Linked DNA regions of Homo sapiens: region 1 is linked to region 2. Evidence: read pairs that join two places in POLR2A ChIA-PET (ENCODE). Cell type or tissue: CD4-positive, alpha-beta T cell. All regions are shown on one strand. Each heading gives the region's core, and the rest is flanking DNA. Links, peaks and the distances in the headings are about the cores only. Region 1 overlaps CD2 (CD2 molecule). Region 2 has its middle 62 kb from the start of CD2.

Region 1 (5,379 bases), core at 108-5,107, 52 kb before region 2:
CTACTTTTCATGTTTATTTTAACTGGAGCCCACAAGTATAAATATGTGTGTGTATTAGGGATGGAAGGAGGGAGAGAGGGAGGACCTTGGGAGCAGCCAAGGTTTGAAGGCTGGAACACTTATGTCCCTTACTCTATGGTGCAGAGCAGAAGCTCATTGCGAGAAGGACCACTAGGGAGATGGGAAGAATACCTGGGGAGAGATTAGGGTGGAGGAGCTGCTCTTGAAGACCCGAAAAGGGATTTGGAAGTTTTATTCTGAAAGGCCAAGGCAGAGAGGAGCAATGGTCAGAGTCTGACCATTTGGCTCAGATTAGGTGAGTGTTTACATACTTAAAATCAAAATACTAGGAGGAAGGAACAGATTCAGATGCACAAAAATAATTTGTCACATAAACTCATGGGCATGTGATCTCCAAGAGATACTGTTGGAAGATAGTATGCCTGGATTTAGGAACTGGGAGGGCATATTTTTGACTGACAGTGCCACCGCTGCTTCTGAAACATGATGGAACATTCCCCACCAAAAGTACTACCAGGTGCCCCAGGGCACCACCCTGGACAAACTGGAGAGCAGGCTGTGTAAGGCATTGCCTACATTCCTGCATGTGCCCAAGATAAAATTGTGGCCACCCTACCCGATGACTTGGAGGGAAGATGGAGCTGGTGGCTGCATGACTTAGCCATGTGCTCCCCAAAGCATTTCAGGCCTGCCCTGCCCCACCCCGGGTCAAATCTGAAAAGTTCTCAAGCTCAGCAGGAAGTGGCCTCTGGTATCTCCTGCCCCTCGTCCAAGCCAGCAGGGCCTAAAGGGCCCTGAATCCTTTACTGACCCAATTTCAATGGTTTAAGATTATGTCTGCTTCTCTGGTGGAGGCCTCTTCATCAGTAGAGCTTAGAGAGTTGTGTAACTGGCAGGCAAAGAATGGGTCAGAGAGAGACTCGAGGAAAGAAAGCCAAGATGAATAAACCACCACAGTTTGATGATCTGTTAAACTTGGTTTCTGAGCCTCTGACCCTCTCCTTGGGGCCCATCCTGGGCTTCATGTATAACAGTGTCTCCCTGGTATGTTTTTGCCTGGAGAAGCATTTCTTTTGTGATGCTGGGCCAAGTTCCAGTTTGTTCTTCAGATGACCCCGTCCCCTGACCCGAGCCCCACTGCTGCTTTTCTAACTGCTATTGACTCACAAAGGGCAGACAGCCCTAGAACCCCTCCTGTTTCCCCTGTTGCTGGGAAACAGCTCCCAGAAACACCAGTGCGAGAACACTAGTAAGAGCAAGACCTCACATTTGTGTTGTTTTACAGTTTACAAAGCACTTTCATATCCATTATCTGATTGACTTCCAACAGCCACCCTATGATGTAGGTTTCATTATCTCCACTTTACAAAGAAGGAAACAGGCTCAGAGAGGTGAAGTAACTCTCCAAAGTTCACACAGCTCCTGCCTAAAAAAGCCTAGACCAAACCCATTTCCCTTAACACCAAAGTCACTGTTTTCCTCATTGCATTACAGTGACTGAAGGTCCAGCAACTGAAGACTAAGCCCACTGCTGTTACTAACGCACTGTGCACCCGGGTTTCTCTCGTGGCTCCAGGGAAACTCTGTGAGAGGGTGCTGGCCGTGAGGTCAGAGTGCTGGGCTGGACAAGTGAAATATTTACCCTGAGTGTTTGGAAACTGCCTGGTAGAGACAGTGAGAAGGAATCATGGTGCAGTGGGGGTAGCCAGAGACGAGAGCAGGATCAACAGTGCAGAAACACCGAGACAAGGGGCTGCTTAAGGGAAATGCTCAGGAACAGATATTGTGTGGCTTCGGGCAACTCATTCTCCCTCTCAGGGCCTCATGTTTGAAGCTAGAGGTTGCATTTAGAGTATCTCTAAGATCCTCGGATCTAAAATTTCGTGATGCTTTCCATGACGGGGGCAGTGGGCAGGCCGGCCTTGGTGCATGAACAATCAGGCATTTCTAGCCCCTGAGAGCAGTTTCCCAAAGAGCCTGCAGAGGGAGCTTCCCAAGGACCTTGGGTCCTTCCAGGGTTGACACCACTCACCACCCTCTGTGAGCCTGGGAGTTATGGGGTGAAAGGTCCCAACAAGCTCTTCTATCTGCTTGATGCAGGAGGCAGCATCCTTGGCCAGAGTAATGGGCTCTCTGCCTGGACCCCTCCCAGCCATCCCACTTCTCTTCCTTTTGCAGAGAAAGGTCTGGACATCTATCTCATCATTGGCATATGTGGAGGAGGCAGCCTCTTGATGGTCTTTGTGGCACTGCTCGTTTTCTATATCACCAAAAGGAAAAAACAGAGGAGTCGGAGAAATGGTAAGCTCCCCCTCTTTTGTCCCACCGCAGGCCCCAGCAAAATCCCCATGAAACAGCTCATGGGGATGACACCTTGAATCTGCAGAGAAAATGATGGAAATAGGTAGTTTCGGAATGTCAGGGTTGTAGTCAGCGGTTATAGCTTGTTTCATTTTGTGGTTAGCTTGATTTTTGAAAAACAAATTCTTAGTGGTGACAATGTGGGAGCTTTGAGACACTGAATCCAGTTGGCCTCATTGGAATCCACCACTGAGGCCTACTTGGTGACAGGCTAATGTGAACATCTTTTGAATGAGCCACACTTCTCTACATAGGCAGAAAGGTTAGCTCCAAAACACCGTTTCTAGGAATAAATGTCCTATCTATGGGTGGCCCAAGGTGAGTTCAGGACCAAGCTCCTAGAAACACAGGGAAAATCATTCAGGTCATCAGGTAGTCACAGGAAAACAGCTGTTCTAAAGCAGGGTGCCTGTGCCCCCTTTGCTAATTCTCTGTTCGAGGGATGTGTTAGGGTTGAGAGTTTTTCCTCAGATCAGGCCTGTCTGACAATCTATCAGCAATGAAAAGGTTATGCTTGCAAGTGGGGAGCCGGCTTAGGGAGCATCCAGGCCACCCAAGGCAGAACACTTCAGAGAATGGCCAACCCGGGGTCACTGTGGGGGGCACAGATGAGGGTGTCAGCCATTGGCGGGACTTGCAGCCAAGGGAACAGGCCCTGGGGTTCTCTGCAATTCACGTTCACAGCAGGACTTGGTCTCTCCCTAGAACCGGCAGGCACAGCCACACCAGCTGCTTCCAGTGCTGCCCAGGGAGGTGGTCCAAACTTCCCCAGGCACCGGTGGCCTTGGGCCCCGTGCCCTCTGGATTTGGCTTCTTTACCTCAGATTTCTTCCTCAGTTCTCCTTCTGCCTCCCCATCAGGCTGCGGTCCCTCAGCCCCACGTCCCATCACGTCACTACCCCCAGCCCAGGCCCCGAAACATCATCCTGAACTTAGTCCCATTCTTCCCACCACGACTGTCCCACACTTTCCACCACAGCACAGCAGAATCGCTGGCAGGGCCCTTAGGCATGCCTGGCTTATCCTCCTCTGTGCCCAGCTCTGGCTGTTCTCCATGCTCCTCTCCATGCTCCTTCTCCATTGACTAATGGTCAAAGACCATATCTTCTTCCAAGGTGGACCTCACTTGTCACCCCAAGACAAGGCAATCTCTGCCATCACCAGGCTGAGAAGAATGATGGTTAGCTCATGCTGATAAAAAAGTCGTTAGTCTCTGTGTTTTATGTCTATTAGTGCATCCAGCTTTCAGAGTGATCTTAGGAGATAGATAACAACACAGATGAGGAAGCTTAAGTTCAGTGAGGTTCAATTATTTGCCTTAAATCCTATGGCCAGTAGGTTGACTCAGGCCTAGGCCGAGGCAAGGAGCCCAGAATTTAAGGCATAGAATTTAAGGAGGCTGGCCTGCCCTTGCACAACCTGAAAGTTGGTGTGTCTTTAAACTGCATGCCTGTCAGCCTCGCTTGCCTCATTCCAGTCATGCCCTGGGTTGAGTAACCAGGAGATGCAAACAAGGGAGAAGGACAATGAGCCTGGAGGAATTCCTGGGAGCACACATTTAGGCGCCAGCTGCAGCTGCTGGAGTGGGTAGGCTGAGGACCCACTGTCCTGCTTGAACCAGGCAGGGTGCACAGAGCCGTAGCCAACCTTGTCTGTCCAACCCTGCCTGCAGTCTCAGCCATGTGGCTACACCCCATTCCTCCTACCAGAGCTCATGTGCCTCTGTCTACACTTTCTGGTGGCCCTGGGCTCTTCACAGAAATTGACATTGCGATTTTCAGTTCTTGTTTGCCTCTTACTTGATTTTAGGCTTCCTGAGGACAATTTGTGTCTAAGTCACAATGACACTTAACACTTGGAAGATGAGGAATAAATGTTGGAAGGACAAATGAACCAAATGGTGTATGGGCCAAGTGTGGTGGCTCATATCTGTAATCTCAGCACTTTGGGAGGCCGAGGCAGGAGGATCATTTGAGCTCAGGAGTTTGGGACCAGCCTGGGCAATATAGTGAGACCTGGTCTCTACTTTAAAAAAAAAACTTAAAAATTAGGTGGGTGCATTGGTGTATGCCTGTAGTCCCAGCTAGTCAGGAGGCTGAGGTGGGTGAATCATTTCAGCCCGGGAGATCAAGAATGCAGTGAGATACGATCACACACTGCACTCCAGTCTGGGCAACAGAGCAAGGCCCTGTCTCAAAAAAACAAAACAAATAAAAAACAAAAATAGTGGGTGAACAGAGTAGTAAACCAATGGCCAGTGCAAGCTTGCCACATAGGAGATGAAGAAGGACCACCCACTGCCCCATAATTCAGAACTAGGGCCAGGGGTTAGAGCCCTCTCCACAGTCTACTGGACATAACCTAAGCAATGACTGCAGGGCACGGAAGATGGCATAGAGGATGTGTTTTGTCCTTTCTGGAGGCCCTTTCCTCTTTGTGCTTAGAGCACACGAGCCATTTAGGTATCAAAATCACATTGTCTAACTTTGACTCTACACTCAAAGCCATCTGATGCTCACATTTCATGTAGTCAGAGGAGGCCATCTGGTTTGAATCAACATCCGGAAGTTACAGGGTGATGCTTAGAGAGGGCTTGTGCTTCCCCAGCCACACATCTCCATAAAGATGTAAGAGGTAATTATTTCAGCTGGGTGCGGTGGCTCATACCTGTAATCCCAGCACTTTGGGAGGCCAAGGCAGGCAGATCACCTGGTCGGGAGTTCGAGACCAGCCTGACCAACATGGAGAAACGCCATCTCTACTAAAAATACAATATTAGCCGGGCGTGGTGGTGAACGCCTGTAATCCCAGCTACTCAGGAGGCCGAGGCAGGAGAATTGTTTGAACCTGGGAGGCAGAGGCTGCAGTGAGCCAAGATCGCACCATTGCACTCTAGCCTGGGCAACAAGAGTGAAACTTCAACTCAAAAAAAAAAAAAAAAAGAGGTAATTATTTCACCCCAGGGAAAAACTTCTCTTCCTACCTCCCTCTGGAGCC
Region 2 (5,379 bases), core at 305-5,304:
GCAAGGGAAAAATCCTCACAGGATCCAGCTCCAGTATAAACAGATAACTGGCACATTCACCCTTCCTTGGCCTGTTATCTCTGAGTTTGGAGTCTCTTTGTCAATTTCTTAAGCATAAGTTTTTGTTTCCTAGTGGGGTGAAGGAAGGGACCTGGGGTCTGTTTGCTGCTTACACGGACTGTGAATCGATGCTCCTCTTTTTATCTCCACCTCTTATCCCTAAGTTTCTGGTGCCTCTAATCTGTGAGTCTCTATGAGGCTCACTTGAGCAAATTGGCTTCCCATTATAGCTTCCCCTATTGCACATGGAGTTTCCTCCATGCTGCTATATCATTCAGCATTTGTCTACCCGCTTTAAGACTTCCAAGCTTTTGTTGACATCCTTTTTCTAGGGTCATCTTTTCTCATGTTTTCTTTGTTCTTGTGGATTTATGACTTTTACAAAAATTGTCATTTTATTGGAGTTCCAGATGGGATAAAGATAACTATTCCTTAAATTCCCCATGTTTAACCTACCAATCTTTTACTGAAAGTTTAAGTATTTATTCATAAATTAAAGAAAACTAGTTCGATTAAGCCGTGATTAATAACAAATCATTTTTAGTTTGGAAGGTATTTAATTTACTTCCATGGGTACAGACTTCTTCAAATCTTACTCTATAACTATCAAAGATTGGTCCAAGAAACACAAGCATCAAAATCAACTTATGGTATTTGTTGAAAATGCAAAAACATGAGCTTACCCTAGACTGTATGCATCAGAGTCTTTGGGGATTGGGCTAAGTACTCTGCATCTTAAACACATTTCTCAGATGATTAACAACTCTGAAGTCTAAGAACCACTGTTCCATTTTGTACTATTAATAAGTGATAGAATCTTTTGATTTGGCATTTTGGTGAAAAAGTACATTTTATTAGGAAAAGAACCCCCAAAAATGACTCTCAAATAATAATGTCTTATTTGTAGTTTTTTATCCATATCTTGTTAAGTCTCGCTTATTGGCCAAAACCACTATAAAAGAAAGCATCATCAGTCATCTGTTGTTTTGCTACCTGAAACTTAAGGAAAGAGTCTCAGAATTCCAGCTCCACAGATTCAGACACATGAAAATGACAACAAACGTCACTGCCTCCATTAGACTGGGGGTGAAAATGAATGCATGTTCCAAGGCCTTGATGAACTAAACTAATTATGCAAAGTGAAACCCTCCATTAGTCTTTTGTTCCAGTCCTAGTCTCTAGCTGACTGTAAAGTGGGAAATCAACCTTTATGGGTTCCAGGAAGGCCTGAAAAAGGTAACAGCAACCTTCCCCCCTCACCCTCCAGGCCTTGGCCACACAGCGACAGGTTTTGTTTTGTGGCAAAATATTTTGTACTCAAGATTATTACTTTTTCTTTTAAAATAGTAACATTAATGTTCTTTCTGCTTATAAAATTAATACATACTGACTGATGAAAAATTAGAAAACTGAGAAAAAAATGAGAAGAAAATAAAATTTACCCAAATCCCAGAGATAGCCAGTGTTAACATGGTAGTACATTCCCTTCTAGTTCTATTTCTGCACATCCGTGTTTTAACACAGTTAAGGACTTTGAAGCAGTTGTATACCCTGCTTTTTTTCTACTTCTCATTTTGTAAGCCTGTCTCCACATAAAGTTCTTCGTACACATATTTAAAGGTGTATAGCTACCCATTCATTTGGCCACTCCCCAACTGCTGGATATTTAAGTTGTTTCCAACTTTTTGCTGTTACAAATAACATGATATTCAGCTTTTTATATAAGTTTTGGCCCACATTTCTAGTTTTTTCCTAAGGATGCATTCCTGGAGGCTATGAATATTTTAAGGCTCTTGATAGAAGCTGTTACACTATTTTTCAGAAAAGTTCTTTCAAGACACTCTTTTCTACTAGCAACAAATGAGAGTGTTCCTCTCATTACAGTTTCAACAGCTCTAGATATTATAAATTTTTTATCAAAATAACATAGATTATTTTAAAAATCAGTATTCTCAAAAGACATAATAAAAGACACCAGTCCCCTGGCCTACCGTGCTCTGCCCTCCTGTTCACAGCCCAGATGCCACTACTCTTAATGTTTTTAGATTATTTTAGGTATTTACAATAATATGTTTATTTCATAATTTCAAAATTTTAGACATTATCTATTCATTTACTGCTGCAAAAGATTAGGACTTAGCTAATTTACATCAACTCCACACTTCCTCACTCTTTTCTTCTCACATCCTCCCAATAAACTTATATCGCTGTGTTTAAGCAAAGCAATAATAAATCTACAATTATTAAGTAATATAACAATAATATCTTGTTATAATTACCATTAATATATTTGTTATGTTATAATTAACAAAATAATAATTGTTGTAACTGCACAAATATTATTCAACACGTTGTATATTAATATTATGCATTGACTTCTCTGTCTCTTTTTCTTTAGGCTGGCATTTTTAATTGTGCTTTTCTTCTTGCATTGTTCTCCTTATAGTTCACATTTGGCACCATTACATCAAGTATTCTTTTAAGTCTCCCATTTTCCTAAAGATCTTCCTGCCAAAGTTCTTCATACTCATGTTTTAAGATGGACCAGGAATCAAATTATTATCTAAACAGAATTCTAATTAATCTAATTTTTAATTCTCTGACTCTGCCTTTTGGTGCCGGAAGTTTCTGAGCCTTGAGGTGCTGCGGGCCAGCCAGCTGTCATCCTGTCTGCACCCTACGGTGGCTCTGTGGGCACATCAAGCTGTGGTTTCTTCCAGCCTACTCTTTCAAACACCAGTTTGCAAGAATTCTGTTGAAATTTCTCACTCTCAGATAGCCCATATCCCAGTGATTCTCAACTCATGGTGAATTTGTCCCCCAGGGAACATCTGGCATACTGCAGATAATTTTCGGTTACCACAACTGAGTTGGGGTTGCTACTGGTGTCTAGTGGGTAAAGCCCAGTGATGCTGCTAAGCGTCCTGCGATACACAAGACAGCCTTCAACAACAAATAATTATTTATCATTTCAGTAGCTTCTCAGGATAAAGAAGAGGTTAACATGTATATTCAAATTGACATCTTTTTTTTGAGACGGAGTCTCGCCCTGTTGCCCAGGCTGGAGTGCAATGGCGAGATCTCAGCTCACTGCAACCTCCTCCTCCCAGGTTCAAGCGATTCTCCCGCCTCAGCTTCCCGAGTAGCTGGGATTACAGGCGCCCGCCACCACGCCCGGCTAATTTCTTTTTTTTTTTTTTTCTTTAGTAGAGACGGGGTTTCACCATGCTGGCCAGGCTGGTCTCAAACTCCCAACCTCAGGCGGATCCGCCTCGGCCTCCCAAAGTGCTGGGATTACAGGCGTGAGCCACCGTGCCCGGCCTCAAATTGACATCTTTATATCATTCAAGTTCTTGGAGATTGTTTCTTCAGTCATAAAATGAGATTGGTCCTTACTACTATTAGGACTAAATAAGATGATGTACAAACAGGATCCAAAGCATAAAATTTTTTCGAAACTAGTCAGAAGTTATTATTTTTAAAAATGTTTTGATAGTTTGGCAGATTAAAAATGCTACCTTGTTTAAATTTACATTTTTTGTACTGGTGAGGCTGAAATACTTTCATGTGTTTATTTTGCAATCTGCATTCATTCTGCTGTGATTTGCCCAAGTCTTTTGTTAACATTGATTGACAATAATATGTTTATTATTACCCACAGGCTCTGGCCCTGCCAGCATGTGACTGCAAAATACAGTCACATTTACTTTAATATTGAAATCACTCTGAATCACTACATCACAAATTAATAAGAAATTTGCTGTTTACCTAGGGTTTCTCTTCCCAAGTGACTGTGATTCCCCTGAGTTAAATGGCTGTCCTCGTCACTTGCTGCCCCCTGCTGGGAGAGCAGAAACTCACTCAACACTAGAGGGGCTGCACTCCATGGCTATCTGGGGACCTCCCCACACTTTCTTGGGATGGCCCCACCTGCTGGTCTCCTAGGCTTCCCACTCCACCATTTCACACCTGGTGGTGGTGATTAGACAACCACGTCAAAGCTCTGCAGGGCTGCAGAGATGGAGCCCAGCTGGACACCTTTCTCTAACTCTCCTAGTACTCTCTTGTTTTCACTGCCAGCTGCAAGAATTGACCAGATCTCCCAGATGAAGATGAATCCTCCAAGATATAATAAAGACCTCAGTATTCAAGTCATCTAGGAATGTCCCATATTGAAAATGCCAAAATCCCAAGTGATTCAGCTCTTTAGTGATATATGTGTGATTAGTAGTTTTATATATAACATTTGTTGAGCATTTATTATGTGCTACATATAGCACTCAGTACTTTACATCAATTGTTTCATATTTATTCCTCATTTAAATATTAGGAGTTATGCATATTATTATTATATGTCCTCTTCATAGATGAGACTTAGACAGAAGTAGGCAACATGCCAAAAGACACACCACCACAAATCCAATTTAGGACTGTCAGTCCTCAACACCTACATTTTACACAGTTAAGGGGCTATTTTTTTCTATTTGCATATACTGTACTCATTTCCTCTAAGACCTACTTGGATGGAGTAGGTTGCTTCTGGGTCCAGACTCTCTCCTTTTGAAGGTACCATAGTTAACTCCTTCACTCTGATCTCAATCAGAGCCACCCCAGTCCATCAACACACATTTATGTTCTTAAACTTCAAAGTGGGGCAAGTGGCGGGAGAAGTCAAGATCCTAATTCTCTTTTCCCAAAAGAAGATCCTCCTTTACTTAATAAATCCCATAACTACATAAGTTAATGATGCAAAGACAGAAGGGAGGCCCAAGTGCCCACGGATACGTTGGGAAAAAAATGGCATTTAACTCTTCCCAGTGGTGTCTAAGCTCAGTTCTTACTAAGCCAGTCATGTCTTATTACATAAGGTCACTGCTATTTTGTGTGTTCCTTTATAAAATTATTATTTTGTTTTTTTGCCAAGGGATTATGGTTTCCAAATGCTGCAAAATAGTGACTTTTTACCATTTTAGGTTATCTCGGCATCCATTTTGAATACAAGTTTAACTGTCTCATACCAAAATCAAAATCAGGTCTCAGACACCCTTGATACAAGTTTCAGTCCTACACTACACCCACACCCAAATGGCTCAAGCTGGTAGCCAGAAATAAGAACTTAGAGTCCTCTCTACCACCTAGCAGACTGGACTCCCCACTTTCCCACCGCTTCCTTTAAAAAAACCACTCAGGCGTTTGCCCAAGAACTGAGAGTCACCCACATCCTATTCCTTTATACATGCTGCTTATTGCCATGCACGTGTGCTCTCTCCCTCTCTCCCAACCCTTTCTTTCTATCTGACTCTTCATTCCTGCCTCATG

What was found. Peaks named below come from ENCODE experiments on the same cell type or tissue, not always from the same donor. Only the 100,000 strongest peaks of a DNase experiment are listed, where the experiment ranks them.
Region 1: POLR2A ChIA-PET joins it to region 2 with 53 read pairs; 14 of 35 experiments call an interaction of 5 or more read pairs at or near these places.

The regions. Positions count from the first base shown.
Region 1 is chr1:116,762,285-116,767,663 of GRCh38, forward strand. It overlaps CD2 (CD2 molecule), which reads left to right. Exons shown (of 5, transcript NM_001767.5): 4 at 2,200-2,322. Among named protein-coding and RNA genes, the nearest start is that of CD2, 11 kb to the left of the region's middle. In CD4-positive, alpha-beta T cell, for the core only: CTCF peaks have their summits at 1,978 (motif pointing right) and 2,179; DNase peaks (open chromatin) are centred at 1,277, 1,997, 2,477, 4,947 and 2 weaker places; H3K4me3 peaks cover 2,515 bases; H3K27ac peaks cover 5,000 bases.
Region 2 is chr1:116,813,864-116,819,242 of GRCh38, forward strand. No RefSeq gene overlaps it. Among named protein-coding and RNA genes, the nearest start is that of CD2, 62 kb to the left of the region's middle. RefSeq lists an enhancer at 3,784-4,078. In CD4-positive, alpha-beta T cell, for the core only: CTCF peaks have their summits at 3,896 (motif pointing left) and 4,096; DNase peaks (open chromatin) are centred at 2,738 and 3,918; H3K4me3 peaks cover 680 bases.